Linked DNA regions of Mus musculus: region 2 is linked to region 1. Evidence: chromatin loops called from intact Hi-C (ENCODE). Cell type or tissue: gastrocnemius. All regions are shown on one strand. Each heading gives the region's core, and the rest is flanking DNA. Links, peaks and the distances in the headings are about the cores only.

Evidence for each region. A loop is a pair of places that touch in the nucleus more often than their neighbours do. Peaks named below come from ENCODE experiments on the same cell type or tissue, not always from the same donor. Only the 100,000 strongest peaks of a DNase experiment are listed, where the experiment ranks them.
Region 2: it touches region 1 in a loop (18-fold over the local background); 28 of 42 quality-filtered maps call a loop at or near these places.

What each region holds. Positions count from the first base shown.
Region 1 is chr10:93,008,513-93,020,027 of GRCm38, reverse strand. Cfap54 (cilia and flagella associated protein 54) reads left to right here. Exons shown (of 68, transcript NM_001347060.2): 20 at 3,417-3,593; 21 at 8,511-8,603; 22 at 8,828-9,013. Among named protein-coding and RNA genes, the nearest start is that of Gm40739, 61 kb to the left of the region's middle. In gastrocnemius, for the core only: no CTCF peak of the experiment used is centred there; DNase peaks (open chromatin) are centred at 5,406 and 7,167.
Region 2 is chr10:92,302,562-92,314,076 of GRCm38, reverse strand. The region is part of intron 2 of Gm20757 (predicted gene, 20757); the gene reads left to right. Among named protein-coding and RNA genes, the nearest start is that of Gm20757, 67 kb to the left of the region's middle. In gastrocnemius, for the core only: a CTCF peak has its summit at 6,000 (motif pointing left); DNase peaks (open chromatin) are centred at 1,566 and 5,331.

The DNA.
Region 1 (11,515 bases), core at 1,647-9,646:
GAGCTGGGGTAGGGTTCTGGTTCTGCTACTGATTAATTCGATGTCCTGTGTTATTGATGTCCTCTTACATCTTGAAAATATTCATCTATTAAAGGGAGGCTCTTAGGAAGACTTGATGAAATGGTGCACATAAAATTCTTAGCTCAAAAAAAAAAGGGCTGGAGAGAAGGCTTACCTGTTAAGAGCACTGGCTGTTCTTGCAGAGAACTTAGGTTGAATTCCCAGGACCCATATGGCAGCTCACTACTGTGTGTTACTCCGGCTCCCAGCTCCAGGAGGCGGCGGGGGTGTGGGGGAGGGGAAATGCAGCATCTTCATCCAGACATAAACATGCAGGCAAAATGCCAATGCACACAAGATAAAAATAAAGAGATCATAAAAAATATTCTTAGCTTTTGGTACAGGGTGAACATCCCGTACCTATTAGCCATTGCCATTATAATCGCTATCACTATTAGCCTGCTCTCTACTTGCATTTGGCTAGGATTATTATCTGAGCTTCGTCTGTATTCGTCTTTGCAAGACCACACATCATGCCCCACGCCTTCTCTCGATTCGTCTTTGAAACCACGCTGTTCATTCTCAGCAATGGTCCTGGCCAGGTTTCTCAAGGGAAGACGTAACCTACTTCTCATCTCCTTCTGAGGTGCACGCCCTCACGATGGGACCCAGACACACCCGAGGGAGGGCTCGGAGATGGATAGCGATCGTGACACTCCATCAGCGCAGCTCTGTGATCGTTGCTTATGTGCATCTTAATCATGCCCTCAAGATGGCATTACATCTCGCCATTAGTGTTCTGATGCACTGTGGGTGTGAGGCGTGTGACAAATGGATTTAATGTCAGCCTGTCTTCATAAGCACTGGCAAACTCTTGAAGAGAGGCAGGTCTCATTTTCTCTGATGAAAAGTACAGGCAGAGACATTTATATTTATACAGAATGTCTTAGGGCCTCAGTTCACGCCGCGCACTACCACTCAGATGGCCATGGGAAGCACGGTTGCTGCCTTGCTGCACCGCTGAGGAAGTCCCCTCGCATTGAGGGTCCTGGCTAACCTCTGTCTTCAGTCAGTAAAAGGGTCATTCCTCCCTTTAGGTTCGGTAAGCCCTTCTAATTTCCAAGGGCTGTCGGGAAAGGGAGGTTGGTTAGCTCTTTTCATCACGTGACTTGTCTGGGAACGCAAGTATTGAACTAAGACTTGGAATGGTTGTCCAGATTTTGCAGTTGTGAGACCTTGGTTTGCTAAAACATTGTTCTAGAAACACCCCTTTAAAACTGAGCCCAGCGGGTTCTGTGACTTTTTCCCTCTTGAGTTCTCCACCTTCCTTCCCCCTCAGATACTTTCTCCTCCTGTGTGGTTGAAGACCTTAAACCATCCCTAGGCACTTTCTCCTGAATGAACTCTCCCAGCAGCTGCAAGAGGAGCCTTCCCGAGTTGAGGCTTTATTTCTAACAGGCATTAGAGTTTGCCTTGAGTTCTGTTATGGAATTTATTTAACCCAAATCTAGGCCTTAGGTTTTTGCACGTTTCTTTCACTACTTTTTGATACAAACGTTGACATTCCTGTTAACATGGTTTAAATTGGGCCACATAATCTGAGCCAGAAATCTCCTCTTAAAGTTGGCCAAGACCCAGTCAGAGTGCTTTGAACGCATCCGTTTAAAGTGCATTGTAGTAAACGCGCTTCTTCGCCATCACAGCCCTGTGTGACTTTCATTTAGAATACAACGACTGAATCCAAAGACATAAACCAAGTATTGTTCCCATCACCAGGGCATTCAGAACAAGGGATGGCCATCTGGGTCTGCAGATAACATACGACACGATACCCACTGAAATGAGATTAGCGAAGACGAGTAGGAAGGGGTGCTCAGAACCCAGGGCTGTCAGAGATGTCAGTGGAGATGATGCTCCAGGAGGTCTGGAACCAGCTGACAAGATGTGATGCTTCTGGGAAGGGAGGAATGCACAGAAGTGAATGGTCTTAGAGGTTTAGGGTAAATAGAGGGGTAGGTATAGTATCTACAGAAGATTCAGACAGAAGACATGTTCACAGCCATTACAAAAATTCCTGCAGAGAAGTTTGCCCTTCAATAGGTCTTAGAGGATGTTTTCAGAGTCAGGAACAGAAGTTGATAAAAACATCACTCCATGTCCAGGCATTTATTTAGCGGGCTTGAAATCCAGTGAGCTCCAGATGTGATTCTTTCAAACCCTACATGCCCCCTGTGAGAGAAACAACACAAGCTTACTGGAGCAGAATGGGAATGCCTGGGATTTGGTAAACAGGCATTGGTCGCAGGAGATTCTCTTTCGCATTTGTCAACAGGGCAGAGCTTCTAAAAGCAAGGGAATGGTAGCCCTCCATCTCCTTTTGGGCTCCCCTGGAAACTTCCTTAGTGGTTCATTGTGAGCACCAAGAGTGCTATGCTAATACTCGGTCTATTAACTGAACTTACTATTTTAAGGATGCTAACGATTTTTTCCTAGTTTATTGGGTTTCTGAAAATTAGTCGTGGATATTTAAGATGCTCAAATACCTTTAAAAATAGTTATGACTTTTATTTTAAGTGTATGAGTGTTTTCCTGGATGTAAATATGAGCACCCAGTGTATGCTTGGTACACACAGTGGCCAGAGAGGCCATTGGATCCCCTGGAGCTGGGATTACAAGAGGTTGTGAACCAATACATGGGGGTTGGGAAGAAATGTGGGTCCTCTGGAAGAATGAACTGCCAAACCCCTCTCTCTACCCTGTTTAAATATCTTATAAAAATAAAGACATATGTCTGTTCTGCCTATGATTATCGAGACTAAAATATTACTATTATTATTTTAACTAGTGTTATTAGTATTGCGAGGAAGTTACACATCTCTGCTGATGCAGCTCATCTGACTTTAAATATGGTTTAGCACTGATAGTTTGGTATTGTCTCTGTATCAGAATCACAGAATTGACATCTTGATGATATAAACTCCCAAGGACACTCCTTTGATGAACCACATGTATCAATAGTCTTTATTTCTTGAGAGTCACATTGCAAGTTGTACTAAGAATAGGATTGTGGCTTATCAGTGCAAATGCAGGTATCTGTGTTATGAATTTTCAAAGCACAATAAAGTCTGATGGTAGATATTTTGTGGATTTAAAGACAAAATGCCCCCCATTAATAATATATGGCCATTGCATTTAGACATACGCGTCTGTTTCCATCGAAGACGTTCATTTAGTAGTCTTTTTTTTAATAGTCCTACAAACACCAGCCCATGATCCATAGTGACATGTGTATGTATGCCTCTGGGATTCAAGAAACGGTATATAGAAAGAGAGCGTTTACCACAAGAGAATTCTGCAAATATAGAAAAGGCTCAAGCTCCTGAAATGTATTTTTCTATTTTCACACTTCGTTACAGGAAGCGAATGCCTTAATTGAGAAGGTCGAAGCAGAACAAAATGCCCTATATTCCTATCAGAAGTTCTTGGGGAGCTCAAAAATAAAGAAGAGCAGAATTCCTCCCCCACCCATCCTGCTGGCCCGGACTCACTGCTCTGTGACCCTGAAGCCCGCGCCGTTCATCTCAGAGGTTAAGGTACCGTGCCCTCCCAGGTGCTGCCCCCACGCCACACGACCTAAGCGCTCCCGTGACTATAGTAACCCTTACCACTGTCGCTCTCAGGACCCAAATAATCTTACTTATAAGCACCAAACACCAGATATTTAGTATTTTCATGTCTTATCTATACTTAATTTATTCATGATATTCTCCCTTTATGAATTGTCTTCTAAAGCTATGTCAAACACACGGGAAGAGAAAAAACAGTTCCCTCTGTGTGCCTTTGTCACAGTGAAACTGTGCTCAAGGTAGAGAGCTGAAGCAGAATCAGACACTGGAGGAGGCTGTCTCCTCCGAGAGCCAGCGTTGGGGACAAAGCAGCAGGACACAGAATTTGAAGGTTGCAGGTCTAGAGATTCTGTGTATATTCTCCCCAGGTCATTGTGGAAACAAGAGACAATGGAGATGTCTCTTCAACTGCAAATCTTTCAGCATTTATTAGAACGAGCCTCATCTCCCATCCCCAAGTCCCGGACTCGGCCTAAATGGGAATACCTCTTGGGATTTCATTTCCTAACAAGAAATCAGCTCCAGCTAGTTTATATTTTAAATATCGCTCTTTTAGGCCCCCTTTGATGTTGGGCCACAATTCATTCCTATCTTTGATTATCTTTAGGGCATTTTGCACACAGAGACTTTGAAGTCAAGCCTATATAAGTTTACAATTCTAGCTCTGCTGCTAACCCACAGAACAACTTTACAAAGGCCAAATACAGTTTCAAGCTTCTCGTTTGTGAAGCATGTTTTTTTTTTTTTGTGAAAAGAAGCCAAGTGAGGGAGTGCTGGAGATGTGTGCAGTTAGTCGAGAGTTTGTCCAGCACCGATGAAGTCCCTGCTTTGTCCCTTCAGCCGCACAGACTAGGTGTGGTACCACAGGCCTTTAATCTCAGCGCTTTGGAGGTGGAGGCCGAAAGATCAGTTCCTGGTCATCGCAGGCCCCACAGCAAGCTCGCAGCCAGCTCGAGACATTTAAGAAGAGAGAGACTGAACTAATATATAACATTATTAACATTAGCCAACGACTTTCATTTACTTTTATTAAGCACATGAAGTAGAATTTATCAAAACAATTACTGGAGTTATATAGTCTGGATTGCATTATTTTGTGATTTTTTTTTGTTAATTCAATACAATGAGCTTTTCTTTTCTTTTGAATGTCTGTCTGCTGTCAAGTTCTGTGTGAGTTAACAGGCACCAAGTTAAACACGGGTGCGATGTGACTCATTCTTGAGAGTGATTTTTAGATGGATGGAATGGACTTTAGCTCAATGGGCGTGATCTTGTAGATGGACGTGGTGGACTTTAGGCGGATGGGCGTGCACCTTCGATGGATGGTTGTGGACTCCCTTGAGAACAGTTTTTGTCACTTCTTTGTTATTCTGTCTTTTGAAATTGGAGGAGAAATAGCATTTATCTCACATACGACTGCTGCTGTGAGGATGTTTTAGGACTAGGAGTTCAATTTTGGAGATTTTGGAAACCTGTGCTAAGAGTAAGGCTTCGCTGGTTTTAGAAAATTAGTACAGAACGAGGGTTATGCTATTTAGTGTTTGTTTTCAAATATTTTGGTTTAGCCCAAACCATTATTTGTTTTCAGTATTACTATTTAGTGACAGTTTTATCGTATGTTGCATGAACATAGGAAGACATTAGCTCCTTATATTTGACTTGTAGCTCTCGTGCTTTTTAAAGGCACATATATAATAACATTTATGTAAATTAGTTATTTGGAGAATTGGTTCAGGAAAGTTTGCCCGCTGCTTCCTCTCTATGACCACTAGGTGGTGCTGTGGGCTCATGTAAATTTTCTGGCTTGCTGGTTTGGCCATCTTTTGTCTCTGTGAAGCCTCCTCCTAAGCCATTACTTCATTAAAATCTGTTTCTATAGTTGCAAATGCTAATGTTACTTACATTGTCTATAAAATCTTATTTCCAAAGTTAGTGATTTGTTCACACCGTCTCTATTCTTATGTAGATTCTAATTACACATTGCTTCTTTGTGTTACACAGACTGGGAGCAAAATAAAAATATAAAATCTGCTTGTAATAATGCTTTTAGAGAGAATTTGCTCTTGGTTTTGTGTGGTATAATTTAGAGCAATAACAATCTGTCATGCAACACAGTCTTTCTGCACCCCGCCGGCTCCACTTCCCCCCCCCCCCCACGGAAAGTGTACTCTTTCTGTGTGGGTAAGCAAGGGATGCTAAGTCCGTTATTTCTGAGTTTGTGTTTCCTTTTCTTTCATCTGACCTTTACCTTTGTCCTCCAGCCTCCAGCCCCTCAGCTCTCTTCTTTCTCTCTCCTCCTTCCTGCTCATGATGGCTGGCACTCTTAATTAGTCACATGTATCATAATCACCTGAGAGCCCTTCTCTGGAAGCACAAAGGATTAGACAGGTATACCAGAAAAACCTCACTTGTTGAAGCTAGGCAGCCTTGGGTAGCTTGGCTAGTGGTCATTTTAGAGAGCATTCTATTCTGTACAAACTACTCTTTTAAAAAGCAACCTAGAAGCTGGGCAGCGACTGCCAACAACTTTAATCCCAGCACTCTAGAAGCAGAGGCAGGCGGATCTCTAATGAGTTTGGGACCAACCTGGTCTACAGAGTGAGTTCTAGGACAGCAAGGGCTACATAGAGACACACTGTCTCAAACAAACAAACAAACAAACAAACAAACAAACAAACAAACAAACTAATTAACAAACAAACAGCCTGGAGTGGAATCGGGTTGAGAGCCACTCATGGAGATAAGATGCCAGTTCTTGCTTGAGTCAGTGAGTTTTCTTCAGGTTTTCTTGCACACAAAGGTTGTACGAGTCTCAGTGCCTCACCTCTCTCCCAGCCCCTGTTGATTTCCTCATGTGTTTATGTCACATGAACGTCTTTTAGACGCGATCCCTTTTCTCATCTTGTCCCCTCAAGATGAAGCTGTCTTTGGCATTAATGTCTGGGTCTGTTTGCTCTGAGTTAAAATGCTCTGGTCTTTCTGCATCTCAGTTCCTCAAGACAGTAGCAGTTCCATCTCAAAGGAATGGAGTGAATATTAGCCGCAGGATCTTTGACAAAGATGCCTAACACATACGCTGGAGAGAATACAGCCTTTGCAAGCAAATTGTGTGGGCAGGACCAGGGGTCCATATGAAGAAAAATGAGACCAGAGTCTTAAACCTTGCTGTAAAAAATCAATTCAAAATAAGTCAAAGATCTTAATATGGCACCTGAAACTTTGAATTTTCTTTGGGGGAGGGCGCCTCAATATCTAGGCACAGGCTGTATTTGAAGAAAACTTTGTGGAAAGGACTGGGATAGCTCAGGCCAAAGAAAGATTTGACAAATGTGATTGCATGACATTACAGAACTGTGTACAGTCAAAGATGCAATCTGGTGAAGAGGCGGTTTATAGAAGGAGAGAAGTCCTGGCTAGTCATGGCACTGACAGAGGCTTAATGTTTAGATTATATAAAGGGCTTAAGTTTGGGGCTGGAGAAAGAGTGCAGTGGCTAAGAACACTTACTGCCTCTTGCAGAGGACTCTGGCTTGGTTCCCAGCACCCACACCAGGTGGCTCACAAATGCCCATGCCTCTAGAAATGGACAGACAATTCTCAAATGAGAAATTGAAAGTAGCCAATAATCATATGAAAAATGTTCACTATTCTTAGCCACTTAGGCAAGCCACCTAAAGCAGTGCTGAGATCCCGCCTCATTCCAGTCACAAGAAAACAAATAACAACAAGTGCTGGTGAGGATGCAGGCAACAGGAGCGCTTACACACTGCTGGTGGAAATAGAATTAGTTCCCGTTTCTTTGCATGGTGAAAATTAGGGTCAAAAGTCCCCAGAAACAAAAACACATTGTTACTGTATCACCAAGTTCTGGGCTTGTAGCAGGCAGACATTAAGGGATGCTTACATGCCTATGTTTTTAGCCATATTCACAATAGTTAAGTTTTGAACCTGCCTAGGTGTCCATCAACAGACAATGGGTGAAGAAAACAGAATACATCCATGATGAAGTTTCACTCAGCCATAAAAAGAATGACTCATGTTGTTCTTTAGGAAAATGGCAAAGATCATAAGAAAATGAATCAGACTCAGATAGACAACCAGTGCACGCGTCTCCCATTCTTAAATTCCAGCTTTTCTGTAGACACATTGACGTATGCATGCATGCAGGCTACGGGAGCAGAGGGGAGACTGGGCGAAGGAGTGAGAGCAGTAAGAGGGGAGGAGAAAGTGTGAGCGTGGTCACAGTGCATGGGGTACTTGTCTGAAATGTCTCTGTGGGACCCATCACTGTGTATAGCGGATATCGAGGGAAGCACATTCCAGCTTACTAATGTCAATCAGCAATAGTGATTAAAGTAGGCAATGATGTGGGCCTGGGGGTGGGCGTGGGGAAGGGCTCGGTAGGTAAAAGCGCTTGCTAAGCATACGATCTGGGTTCCAATCCCCAGAACGTATGGAAAGGCCAGGCATGAGAGTTTGTAATGCCAGAGTTCCTATGTGGAGCAGGGAGGGTGAGCTGGGAGGAGCGCTGAAGGCTCGTGGGCCAGCTAGTCTGTTGTTTTTATGTGGGGAAAACAATGGTCCTATCTCAAACAAGGTAGAAGGCAAGGACCGACAACCAAGTCTTCCTTCTGACCTACATACATCACACACACACTGGGTGTGTGTGTCTTGATTGTCTCAGGGAAGCAAGCCCCATGTTTGTCGTTACTTTGTCAAGATGTCGGAGGTGCGTATAAGCTTAGACCTTTGCAGTTTAACACACGAGTATAGTGTACCATTCTCTTTGGAAGATCGTTGATTTTGCTCCATCCAGATAGAGGAGGCCGAATGCTGTGAAACAGAGCGCAGAGCACAGGTGACAGCTGCCTCTCTCCCCTCCAGGCGTCCTGGTACTGCATCTTGGGTTGCAAAGCAGATGGAAGCTATGGGAAAGTAAGGCTGAACAACAACCACCTCCCAAACTCAGGAGAAGCGGTACGTATGTCACCCCCTCTGTCAGCAGGCCTTATCAAAGTCTTATTAACCACAACGGAGAGTGCGTTCCCCCTATGAAGTCATTACAGCCGTGGATTGACACTAATTCCAACTCGAGTCACAACTAAGCTCCCACAGCGAAGGAGAAAGGTTTATCCAATTATGTTTTAATAGTCACACTGCCTTAATTTTCTGAGTAAAAGCTGAAATGTTTCCGTTCACAGATACCAGCCGATGGCAGAAGCTTCTTTGAAATTAAAGGTTTGGAAACGAATGCACAGTACTGCTTTGCGATCGCTGCTTACTCGTCCAGCGGGAAACTCATTGGTGATGCTATTGGGGAGACAACGAAACCAATTCTCATTTACCCGCCTCTCTCTGCTGTCACCGCTCGGATGTACCTGACACAGGTAGAAGAGACGGGTGCTATTATCCTCTTTTTTTTCTGTGAAGTGTTTGCTAAGTAATTTCCAATGGAAGAAAGATCAGAGTAGAAACTCCACAACGCCTGCGATGCATATTTTCCCTGATTGCCGCTTAATTCATGAAACATGAATCGTTACTTCCCCCGTTAGTGAATTTGCCTTCTATAGAACATTTCCCCCCAGGAGCACAAATGTAATTTTAGACGTTTTGGGAACTATGGCAATGCATATAAATAAATGCTATCTGTTACTACCCAGAGTAGCAGATCTCACCCTGGGGCGATGTTGTCAATGTCTCGTGACATTTTTGGTTGTCACAACCTAGTGGGATGCCACTGGTGTCTGGCGAGTAGAGGCAAGGGGGATGCTGATAGAGCAGAATACAGTGTGACAGGGACGGCCTTCTGCAACAAAGAAGTACCCAACACATGCTGGGGATGTAACTCAGGAGTAAGAGAATCCTTGCCCGGTGTGCACAGGGCTCCAGGTTCAATCACAAACACTGTGGGGGGAAAATCCGATACAGCATGTCAGTAGCAGCAGAGTGAGAAACCCACATCTAGAGACTGCTTTTCATTTTATGTACATCCATCTATTTACCTATTGGCCATCTTATCTATAATCTATCTGTCTATCACCAGTCTATCTACACATGCATATATATATATATATATACCTGCACATACATATCAATTTCTATATATTATTCTTAACCATATATACTGTTTTATATATTTTCATTTAATGAATAATTTTTTCTTATTAGATTAGAAAATTTTCTATGAAGTACTTTTAATGATTTTTATCTTATTGAAATTGTTAATTATATAATCCCCCACTTCCCTCTCCTTCTCCCAACCCTTCCCATGCCTGCATGAGGTTCCTTTGAAGAATTTATGGCTTCTTTTATGTACCACTATATTGAGTCTTGTGGACATGTTGTAGTATCCTTAGTAATTCCTTACTGCTGGACTGAAAGTATTTTGTTAGTATATATATATATATATATATATATATATATATATATAAAGCTAAAATACACATTACAGCATGTAAATCTTTAACTGCACCCATGGCTGCTTCTTTTGAGGATAAATTTATAGGAAGGAACGTATCAGGTCAATAGATAGAGATGGACCCAAGTTCAGAGTCAAGCTCTTTGTTGTAGCCACGTGGTACCGAGCAAGTGACTCCATCTGTGAAGTGAGAGCAGTCAGAAGATGTCCACAGGTCTTAGGAACGTCAATGGAGCTACGTTTGTCAACTGTTTAACCATAGCGTCTGTCTCTCAGTGAACACACTGAGTACCATTATCAGTTATAAAGCTACTCACAGTTAACCTTCTTGCTGAGGTAGCATGTCACCCATGAGCAGGACAGAGACCCGACTCATTGACCCAGGTCTGAAGTATTTAATTTAAAGCCTGTTGCTGGTCCTAGAGTGGATGGCTTTTTAAATTGTATTGTATTTCTATTGTGTGCTGCTATTTTTTCTTTTAATAGTTGATTAGTATCATAAGCTGAGATCTCACAGGCCTTTTATATGATCACATTTTTCAAGGAAAATTAAATAGAGAGAATTGCTAGGATTCATCTAGCACTGGTGTAGTGTGTCACACTGCCTCATGGTTTTCTGGTATCTTGATTTCTTCAGAACTTAATATATTCCCCAATTTACAGCCGTGGAGTTATTGTGAGGCGTTGAATATTTCATCAGGACCTAATTTTTCTCCAGGGAGTGGTTTGACTCTTGGGTTCCATTTGGCAGAACTTTCATAGAAAGCTAATAAAGTGAGGTCCAGGCTACATCCCTGGGATGATGAGAAGCTCCGTGGGGGCAGTGACCTGCGTCTCCTTATTGACACTCTATTTGCAGTTCTTTAGGTCACCCAAGAAGGCTGATGGGTGCTCTCCCACAATGCCAAGTGGCCAAAGCGGGAATCTCTCACTTATTAAACCCCCTTAATTCTTACATTCAAAGATTGGGTTTTTATATGTTCTAGGTTAATATAAACCTTTTTTTTTTTTAAAAAAAAAACAAAACAAAGTACAATCCAGTTTTCATGACAGTGGTTAGGTTTTTAGTTTTAGGGACAACCCTGTTCATTAAAATATATTACCATAACTATTAGTAGTAAAAGATGAGCTATTTCCCCAAATGTTTCTGGTTAGCATGGCCTTGGGGGGCGTTCAGGTTGTAGTTTTATTCTACATTATTCTATAAACATCAATACACCTTTACACCTATCCCGCCATTGCTAATGGGCACAGCTTGCCTCGGTATCTTTGCTCTTGTGCACACGCGTCAGGGAACATACAGACACCTCTTTGGCATGTTGGCTTCTTCACCTTTAAGTGTCTGTTCAGTAATGGGGCTGCTGTTAAGTCTGTTTAGAATTTCTATGGTGCTCTGCAAACTAGCAGCGTCAACAGCAACGTAGAGGGCTGGCTCCCTTGCCCAAGTCCTCACTAACACTTGCTGCCAAAC
Region 2 (11,515 bases), core at 1,342-9,341, 710 kb after region 1:
ATTCGTCAGCTCAAGATTTAGCTAGGTGGCACAATTCAAACAATTGTTTTTAGTTTTGTGTTGAGATGAACCATGGTGAATAACCATCTGATAGTGGGTTCCTGCTTTCCACTCACTAATTAATTCAGTCGATGATGATTTTTAAATACTGTCTTTGTCATTGAGATGCACAGTGAGCAAAACTGACGTGATCCTTTCCTTTATGGAACTTAGCATCCTTGGAGGAAGACAGACATCAACCCACTGTCAAGGTTATCCTTTTGGTTGTTGTAAGAAAACAGGTGTCATGTAGTGCTGAATGCCTGTCCCAGGGAAGCAGCCTCCATCAGATAGGTCAGGAAGACAGCTATTTGTAAGCTCCAGACAGAAGGATTGCAAGTTCAGAGTCAGCCTGGTTAACTCCTAAATCAGCAGACAGTGGGTCTAAATAAAACTATAGTCATACAACAACAACAATAATAAATAATAATAATAATAATAATAATAATAATAATAATAATAATAAGCCAGAAGAACTCAATGGTAGAGCTCTTGCCTAGCATGTGCAAGGCCCTAGGCTCAATCCTTATTACTGAAACCAAACTAACAAGCAAACAAACAGATTAAAGTAAGAGTATCCCAGGATGGAAAAATCTCTAGATGACCCTGTCAGAAGGAGCTTGGTAAAGTGAGGGGAATGAATCAGAGGAGTTTCTCAAGCTGAGAGGAATGTTATGAACCCTGCTGGGGAGGAGAGGAAGGTCAGGACGAGAGCCTGTAGGGAGTTCTGTTCTTATTCTGTGAACTCATCTTCCTAAGAGATACCAGCCTGAACAAATCCAGAAACAACAGCATGGAATCAGCACCCAGATAGCACCATGAATGAGCACACAGAAGAGAACACAGAAGAACAGGCAAGGTGGTGCCAGAGGAAGGCAGGTGGGAGGAGACAGGCTTCAACACCCACTGTTAGTGGTTTCAAAGCCTACCCTTTCCCTCTGAGACAGACCGATCTTTCTGCTGACAGCTGCTTTCAACAATTGATTGTGTATTTCTTAATAAATCAAATTCTAGAAAATGACAGTCATGTTCTTAAATATTGTGATAGCTGAGACAGTAGCACCTAACACTCCTGGTTTTTTTTCAATTTCTTTTTCCTAAGCCCCCAGTTCATGCACAGTGCTGTCTCCTTGAGTAACCACTGTGCATACAGTCCCACACACTGGAATGTTGGGGTTGAGGCTCTTCGGTCACCCCCAGGTGCCGGACTCAGTAGCTCATTCATGGTGCTATCTGGGTGCTGGTTCCATGCTATTGTCTCTGAATCTGTTCAGGCTGATATCTCTTAGGAAGATGAGTTCACAGACTTGGCGGCAACCAGCCAGGACTAGGACAGCATCAACACTTGCTGCTGTGTTTTGTTCTGAAATTTGGGAATCGTTGGGGGTGCTCTTCCTGGCTGCGCTCCTCTCATCTGTGTGTTCTGTGGCAAAGAACTCCCTACTCCTTTTCCTTCTCCTTTGGAGAATGTGGACTGTGCTACCAGACAGAGGAACTGGTGGGGTTGAGCAGGCTCCGACCCCAGGGAATTGCAGAATTGAGAACTGCAGGAATGGAGCCAGCTCCCTGCTAAGCTCTACTTGTTCTAGAATGTGTAACCACAACACCCCACTGAGAGGACAATCATAAAAACCCGGAGTTCTCCGTGCTAATGAGACATTTAGAGAGGCCTCAAGTGTTCAGCCCATGAGCATCCCTTCCTACACGTTCCCTCCTGCAAAAGGTATTTAATTCCTGATTCACCCTGAGTAAAGTGTATCTATTCACATCTGCTATCAAGTAGAATGGTTTGGACAAACACAGACTGTCTCTTCATCGAGGACTGCTTTATCTAAATAGTGCTGAGAAGGACTTCTTACCCAGCCCCTCCGTACTGTCGGGACTCACTTCTAACCAAGCCCCTTGAGGCAAAGTGCTTAGCCCCCACATTGTCTCCCCACTAGGTCATGAAATGTGCACTTTTCTCTATTGCCAGCCTTGCCCAGTGTGTGCAGAACACTGGTTCCATCACCAGCACCCACCAAAATGAACACTCACAATGCCCACACTCAATGGGAAGTATAGACAAGAAGAACAAAAGTTGAAGGCTAGTCTTTTCCATAGCAAGATTGAGGCCAACCTGGAAGACATGAGACACTGTCAGAAAAGAATTCCCTTCACTTCCCAGCTAAAGGACAGAGTCTCATTTTATTCAGACCCTTGAGCTAAATGAGGCTGGCTAAATGGAGGTGTCATTAACATGGGAGATTTCCTGTTGTAAGCTGTGGCACCATAGTTGATAGAGAAGTCTCTGGAATCAGCAAGAGCTTGGTCAGCTTGGCCTATTCCAGGCAGCTAAATGACATAAGAGGATGTCATGGTTTTATGTCTGGTAACACTCTAGCTCACATCCTTCATTTTCTGTTTGATTAAACCATTTGAATGGCATCACAGACATTTCTTAGAGAGAGAGAGAGAGAGAGAGAGAGAGAGAGAGAGAGAGAGAGAGAGAGAGAGAGAGAGAGAGAGAGAGAGAATCATTCATTTCTGACTTGCATGGTTCTGGCCTAACTTCAGGCAGGCTAGCTTTGTGTCTAACCGAGCATCTGTGTTCGCATTTGCATTGCAACTAAATGAGAAACTATAGGCTTAAGAATGATGTCAATAAAATACAGATAAATTAACCTATCTGATGGAAGAGAGACCCTCTGGGGTTCAACACTCTCTTCAGAGGGTTTCTTTCTTCAGTTTCAGTTTTGGTCTTAACTATCCAAACATGTATATGGTGCTCAGATGTAAAGGTCAGATCTCTATTTCTCTTCATCTTCCTTCTTGAGCATGTTCTCTCTCTCTCTCTCTCTCTCTCTCTCTCTCTCTCTCTCTCTCTCTCCATTTTTTTACATTGAATTTTATTTAGTAATTTATCATTCTTTGGTTCACTGGCTTGGTTTTTTTTTTCAGTCTGACTGTGATTTCATTAATCTCTTGGTTCAGAATGCAATCGTTGATTGTAGAGGGAAAAACAGAGAGAAAAGCAACCCAGATTCAATTTGGGAGCGACTCTGATGATCAAAGAAGAAATGAGATCTGTGAACCATGGAAGAAGAACTCAGACAAGACTGATATTCATGACCTTGCTCTGTGTTAAGTGGCCAGAGCATCACAGTCAGTGGAAACGGTGGTTCACAGCCTCTTGTTCAGATGAGAATGAGAGGGAAAAGATTGAGGGAAAATATTTTAAATTAGATGACAGGGCTTTGACTGAAACTATTTAAATCTTAGATATTTGTCTGAGCAGAGCTGATCTCAAATCGATGATGGTCCCAGTGTCTTTCAGGGTTAATGAAATCAAAGCAAAGTTGCCATTTGTTTTCATCTCTGGAGTTGGCCGGTAAAAATCTCTGTGGTCTTCCATAAAAATCTAACCTTGCTTGTTTGATTCTCAGCCATCCTGGAGACAGAACAGGAAGAATAATGCCAGTGGGCTGTGTCCTCTTGCATTAAGCATGAACAGGATGCCGAAATCATGACACAGCCAGGGTGAGAATGAGACACAGGCAATGACACCTTTACAGGGCCTGGGATCAACTAGTTGAAAGACCAAGTCAAGGAATTACAGTGGCCCGTTGAGTCACACAGCTTTAAAAGTGTGGCTTCGAACCATCAGAGGAGGCCATACAATGGTTAATTTGTGGCAAGCCTTGAAGGAGGGGCACAGAACAAGTGCAAACCTGGTATAAGGCATTGCCCCAAATCCAGGTGACAGGAATTTCTTCAGGCTTTCCAGTCACCAATGGGGCACATGTTTCTCTGTCTGAAACGAGGCATGATGCAAATTAAAAAATACAAAGTCTTTTAGTCCGAAGAGGTCTATTTGGACTACACTGATAAAATAGTATTTTTAAAAACACTGTGTTAATGAAAGAATCTCCTTTGTCTCTACCATCATAGCTCTGAATAGACTAACCTTTTTCTGAAATCTTGCCACTTCAAACCAAAGCTACTTGGTTGCAGACTTGGTCTGAAATTCAGTTGTTGTTCTAGAAGCTTCTTCAGAAATATTTATTAAAAAAAACACTAAAACATAACAGAGAGTACTGTAACAGGGCATGTTTGAATAGAAAGCATGTCTGGGCTTCTTCCTCTATGCATAGGAAAGAATTGTGCCTGTAATTGCTGGCTGGCAACATTGCTTCAGCAATATGGAACCATGATGGATGGTTCTCTTTGAACGGGTCTGGCTATTTATTATGTATTCTTTTCATCATCATTGTTTCCTAGCTCAGAGTAGAGATTATGATGGTTTCCATTGTAGTTTCTTATTTTTCTTCATTTACGGCCCTGAGAAATGAGCTGAAGTCATTAATGAGGACACTAAAGGACACTTCAGTTCTACTGTGCCCACCCATCTGGCTCTATCTGACACAATGAATGGGACCATCAAGCCACTAATACATCTTTCTGGGAGATGGAGAGATGGATTCCCGAGACACAGGCATTCTGCCATAATATGCTACATCCATTGCCCGTCGTTTTACAGCTGCAAGTTCTGATAGGTTGGAAGTTGGTGTCCTGCTAACGCATCCCATTAACTCCCTTGTCAACATTGGTCTTCTTGCTAATGATTGGGCAAAACAGACTTTAGAAAAAGGACTTCATTCTATTTTTAGGAAGGTCAGGTTTCAGTCCACAGCAGGAGCGTGGTGGTACATGCCTGTAATCCCAGCACTCAGGAGTCAGAGCAAGTAGGATTAGAAGGAAGTTCAAGGTCATCTTTGGCTACATAGTGAGTTTGAGGCCAGCCTGGGTAACGAAGACCTGTGTGAAACAAAGCAAAGTATCATAGACTTGGAAGGCTTTCCCCAGTGCTGTTTTTCTTCTGATCACTTTATGAGTTTGTCTGTTAATATTTAATATTCTAAAAAGATTTAACTCTGATATAAAGCTTTTTAACCTGCGATAATGAACTCAGCAGAAATAGTGCTGTGCCAGAGATGTTGATAGGAAGTGATGACATACCAGTAAAACATTTAATAACATTGAGATAAGGGGCAGAAGAAAAAAAATGGGATGACACAAGACTTGATTAAAATATCAACAGAAGAACAGCACAATTAGTTTGAGCCAGAGCCCACAAATGTGGCTCCTTGGAATCCAGGGTGGGGTTGTTTTTCCCTTTGCCTGTCTATGATGTGTGTTGTGCAATCCAGAGTTCGGTGGAGGGAGATGCTGGACCAGTGAGAGCTGCATCACCAGATAGCCAATAAGAGCTGGGAATGATTGCATCATTGGCTGCCAGGATGGAATGTGAATTCTGCCCTACCTTCCTCCTGGGTGACTTTGGCACAGAGCCCCCACTACAATAGAAAGCTCGAACACCACTGGCCGAGAGTACCTCTGAGTATGGAAATCTATGAGGAATTTGGTACCTTGACTTTGACTCGGAACTCTTGTTTATGATTTGAGTGTCTCGTTATGGTCAAAGCAAAGGATGAGAACTTAACACATCAGTGTTGTTCTAGTTGTAAATCAAGCAGATGGGTAACTTCCAAAAAGTCAGGTAGCTGTTTTGTAATCTGATTTTGAATGGCATGGCTGCATCAGAAGATAACTCCTCTGACCCAGAGTTTTAAGGGATTGTCAATTGTTTACTGATGGATTGATTGTTAGCTATACAACTAGTGCACTCTTCCTTAGGATATCGTTTTTCTTTTCTATTGTTTTCCCTGGAAGTTACAAACAGAATTTCAGTAAAAACAAACCTTGCAAGATTCCTAAGAAAGAGCCAATGTAGGAAGCAGGATCTGAAAAGATGCATGCTGTGGTAGAATGACCACGGGCTCCATAGACTGCCAAAGTTTTTCGTCTTCCTCCTCCTCTTCCTTCTCCTCCTCCCCCCTCTTCCTCCCTTCCTTCTTGCTCTTTTGCATTTATTAAAATTTAACCATGGCCTGAATCTGTTAATAGTGACCTCTGCTGTTCAGAAGTAGTACTACAAGGATCCAGAGATGATAGCAATTAGGCTTTGTTGGATTAGGGAGAATGGATGAACTGGAGTTATGTGGAAAATGTAAGACTCACTACAAAATTATCTGCTTACAAAGGAGATGGCAGCGTGGGAATTGCTAGTCCATCCAGGAGAAGAATTTGAGTGTTTGTCTCATTGCCAGGTTGTTTGATGCTTGGTGTTATCCTTGACACCGCCCCTCTAGATGGCATGGGATAGTTAGAACTGGGAAGCCAACTAGATCTCAGAATGACACAGGTCATTTTCAGTCTTGAACAAATGACATCATTACGTGTCACTAGTTTGTCTGGGTTACCTGAAATAAAACCTTGTTATTTTTTGAAGGAACAACAAAATGCAGTAAAGTTATATATGCCTTGGAATGGAATATACATATACACATACACATACACATACACATACACATACACATACACATACACATACACATACACATACACATACACATACACATACACATACACATACACATACACATACACATACACACACACACACACACACACACACACACACACACACACACACACACACACATATACATATAATTGAACAGTGGTACTGCTGAAACTAAGATTCCTGGAATCTTGTGCTTGACTGAAAGGATTTCTCTATGCATCATGTAAGATAAGTATTACAGAGGCATTTGTGACATCCAAGGGAACCGTTCCTTCAGACACAGAGACAATCAAGATGGCTGTGTTTCAGGATCAGAACTTCCCTGTCTAGTATATATCAGTTGAGAGATAACGGAAAGACCATGATTTAAATAATTTTAATTTGCTCTGTGCGAAAAACTTGTCACTGAGTAGTTTAGCTCCTTTAGGGATAAATATTAGCCACTTTTAATTATCTTAGCTTTTGTTTGTGATTTCTATGTCCTTATCAACAGCCATACTAGCTGCAAGATACCAGATCTCATCTGATTTATCAGCTTAGAAATATTTATGGCATATCTCTCATCAGTCTACATATGTATATTATAATATAGTAAATGTGGCCTTTGGAATAAAGCTTTAGCATTTATAGGTTCTTCTAACATATTTATAGTCACAAGTCAGAAACCTCATTTCTCTGCACCCCTGCTGTCACATCTGGAATGTATGTATGCATAGTACCTACTGTCAAGGAAAACCTCAAAAGACAGGACAGAAGCAGATAGAATGAGCTGTAATAGCCAGCAATCATTGTCTTCTACCAAGCCTGTCTGAAATCTATTACCGGCCTGACTAGGTTCTAGCTCCTTTCCCATAATGTAAACAGTGTGACGAGCCTGTGTACCACTGTCCAGTGGAGAAGAGAACCAGTAGAATTCTAGTTAGTTGCCTTGTTTTATTTAGTATTAACTGGTTCTGCAAGCAGCTTAGCAACACCCCCTGGCTTCTATTTTTTTTCTATCCTTTAGGCTGATAATTCTTGTTTTTATAGCTTGCATGGGGTATTTTTTAATCCCCCTAGTTTCCTTAATAATGGGTGACATAAAGCCTGACACATGCTTATTATCTATTTGTGTAAAGATTATGTTTTTAGCATCTTAAAAATTGGGTTGTGACAAAGCAGCATGAAGAATTTTTGACAAAACTAAGTGAGGGAGGGCTAGGAGAGAGACTCCTTCTCTTTGGCTACCAGACAATTTCACTTCTTCCTCTCTCTTCCTCACCCTCCATCCCTCTTTCCTTCTTTTCCTCCCCCCACCGTCCAGTGTAAAAGTGGGGTGAGTAGGCAGATTGGCTGACCCCGGGGCTGGCAAGGATTCTTGGAGGAAGACCTTGTGATGACACTGTAGTAAATCCTGTCTGCCAACACAGACGCCATTCCTCCTTTAACCCGGCTCTCTACAAATGTCTACTCTTAGTGTTACTTTAGAAATATTTTTTCTTGGTTGTCCAGCTGAACGAGAAGGCATTATCCCTTCATCTGACATTTTAATATGCACTGAACCCAAGGTAGCATGTGGAATGGGGCTCTAAGAATTATCGATTGATTGATCGATTGGGAGAGGACAATGGAGGGACTGCTGGGACTCTAGTTTACTTGGCACGATGCCTCCTCACATTTTAAAGAAGCAAGAGATGGCTATGTTGAGTTGCTGTAGCTATCTCCAGAAAAGCTTTAAGTCCTCGTAGTTGTTGTAACTTTCAGTTGAAATGAACTTCCCTTCCTTGCCTCTTGACATAAGCTTGAAGTCTCCTTATGACATTGTCTTGCCTCCCCACCCTGAAACTGAAAGATTGAGAGATTCCCACCACCAGCTGCTACATAGCCACACTTGGAGAGCGCTTCTGCTCTGGCACTTGTCTCTCCTATTGAACATCTTCATTGTGTCTCTCTCTGCTCATTGTAAAGAGAATAAAAATCCCACTCAGAAGATGTGGGTCCTCAGGTGCGCTCCCTGTGCGTGGGCCTCAGTTTGGTACTTAATTTGTTCTGTGATCTTAAGACACTGGATTTGCCTCAGTTTCTGTTTCTGTAACAGCGGGAGAGCTGTAGATCTACTCAGAGCATTATTGGATATTAAATTATCTGAGAAGCATGAGGTTCATAATAGCTGATGTTAAGTGCTTAATAAATGTTACCTTCTACCTCATGCTTCACATATATGCCTATATATCTATCTGTCTGTCTGTCTGTCTCTGTCTGTCTGTCTGTCTCTCTGTCTGTCTATCTATCTATCTACAATTTAATGCTAAGGATCAAGCCCAGGGCCTTGTGCACACTAGTACTCTACCACTGAATCACACCCGCAGCCTCTACCCTGTGTTTTTCTTTTTGACATATTTTCTTCCTGAAATTATGTGGCTTTGGAAGAAGTCTGTCTTAACTGATGTTTGCATCACTGGCTCCTAATGTAGTTCTGTATATATGTGTGTGTATGAATGTAATTAATCATTGCCAAAACATTCATACACCATTAGCCACTCAGCCTATTTAAAATGATCATTTTGTGTTTTATGCATTCATTCTATAATCACAGATTTTCAAGCAAATGCAATGACAGGTTAGCAGTGTTTTTTTTTTCCACAGAAATACATTTATACCAGACCCATAAGTATTAAATCTCTTCAGTTACTCACCTCAACACTCTCATTATCAATCATCATCACCATCAACTTTATCACTTACAAAAAATGGACTAAAGGAGACAAGAGGTAATTGTTTTCAGTTGTATTATTCCAAAGCAGGATACCTTAGCATGTTTGAGAAACTAGCAGAAGGAAGATCACTCTCCCAATTTCCCTTGACACTTGTCCTTAAAGAAGATTGGTAGACAATCATTCAAAGGAGCCCCCTATACTCAAGTGCTTAGTCAGCAAGGAGATATCTACATTGCCAACCCTAATATTCCCTGCAAGGCTTGGTAAACATCATGGAAGAGCTGAAAGCAATATTTAAGAGACACAGGCAGGGAAAGATTGCTGAGAAGCAATGTCTTGGGACATGACAGGGCTGTCACACTTATTAATTCCCAGCACCTGTGGTTGCTGGCACGAGATCTATACAAGGTCAAGCAAATCAAGAGTCTGGCTTGAAAAGAAAAGAACCCTGAGAATCCCACACCTAGGAGAGGAAGGAGCTACTGACAATTGATGACCATGGTGGGAGAGAGAGTCCTTTTTCGTCAGCAGTGTGAACCATCATATGTTGTTCATGCTTCACTGGGTGGCAACCTCTGCACATGCACACATGAGTAGCATTAATTGGACTCAGGGGAGATTAAAAAAAAGAGAGAAGAGAAGAAGTAGAGACAACATGAAGTTGGGAGAGGAAGTTGGGGGGTCTTGGAGGATTCGAAGTGAGAAAGGAAGGGGTGTGATCTGAAATCGTCATATTTGTGTATGAAAATACCAAGAAGTTATGTTAAATTCACTTTAGTAAAGAGAATCATTCTAACTTAAGGAACGGACCAACAATCTACAGAGTTGCATGGAGAAAACCAAGAATCCAAGCAAACAGGTAGACCCAGGTTCTCTACAATTTTATTGGACTTCTGGCTAGTTATACTTTTTTCACAACTATTCTTTGGTTTTTAAATCATAGTCTAGGAAGCTGTACTTCCTGCTCTTTGTTTGAGTCTTCATTTCTGAAGGATTCTATGTCTTTTACTTGCTGAGTCAATGTGGTAGTTTGAATGAGAATGTCTTCCATAGGTATATATGTCTTCTTATATTTGAATGTTTTGTCCATAGCTGATAGAACTCTTTGGGGAATGGGGTCGGCCTTGAGGTTTCAAAAGCTGCAGCAGGTCCCTGTTATCTATCTCTCTTCCCCCCCACCCCTCACCCCCATCTCTGCCTCCTCCCTGCAGACCAAATGTAAGCTCTCAGCTATTGTTCTAGTGTCATGCCTGTCTGTCTGCTTCCATGCTCCCCACCTTAATTATGATGGGCACACCCTCTGAAACTGGAAGTGAGGCCCAGTTAAATGCGTTCTTTTATAAGTTGGCCATGGTCATGGTGTCCCTTTGTAGTAGTAGAAGATTATCTATTTTGAATAGTCTATTTGAGACTATTCAAAAGTACAGGCAAGCTCTAGTTATTTTCTTATTTATTTGAACTAGGAAACCCCATTACATTAATGTGGGCCAGAATGAAACTAGGGTCGAACCTGATGGATTTCTAGTTGCAATTTTTTAAGAGTCGTAGTGGCCATTTTGAAGTCAGGAAGATATTCAGACATGTTCACTGCTTGCTTATGTGGCTTTTGAAAAACTTCAGCCCCTAAACTTTCTCCTGTTTGAGGTACAATCTGTGCCTTATGATCTTTGACTTTATGAAACCTGCTTCCCCAGGTCCCCGAGTCTGTGTGAAAACATTCAGTGAAGACATCTAGATGCAAGTTTAATCAGTTATTCCTCAGCTGACAGACAAATCACACAGCTGTTTGGGTCCTGTTTCTCACTCTATTTGTGGAGACATATAGTACCTTCACAGATGTTTTGTGGTGGCCAGGGTAGTAAAATCACATAAAACATGTTTCTACACAGATGCACACGCCATGCATATAAGGTTGGAAAAAAATCTCTTCTGATGAGGGAGATCACATACTCATCTTGACAAGTCTTTGTGTCTACAAGTGAACATTATACTGTATAGGAGAGGGGTACATTTCCAATGACGATTTCCTAGGTGGGAAGGGAAGAGGGGATTAAAACATAATAATTGGACAGCATGGCTCATTGCTCTGTGAAAGCAGGAGGCACCCCTCTCCAGGTTGGGACAGGAGGGAGATCAGAAGCCTGTTGGATGGCCTAGGAGCTGAATCTGAGTGCTGAATGGACTTCTACACTTAGCACTCAAATGAGTCAAGGTGAAATAATTGGGAGTGGAAGATTCCACGCCCACATCAGCAGTGCTGGCTTTGTTAAAAGAAGGCACAATCCAAGAAAGAGAGATTGGTGGGAAACTCATGACCCGAATAATTTATTCCCCTAGTCCAGACATTGTGAAGAGGGTTTTGAAATACACCTGT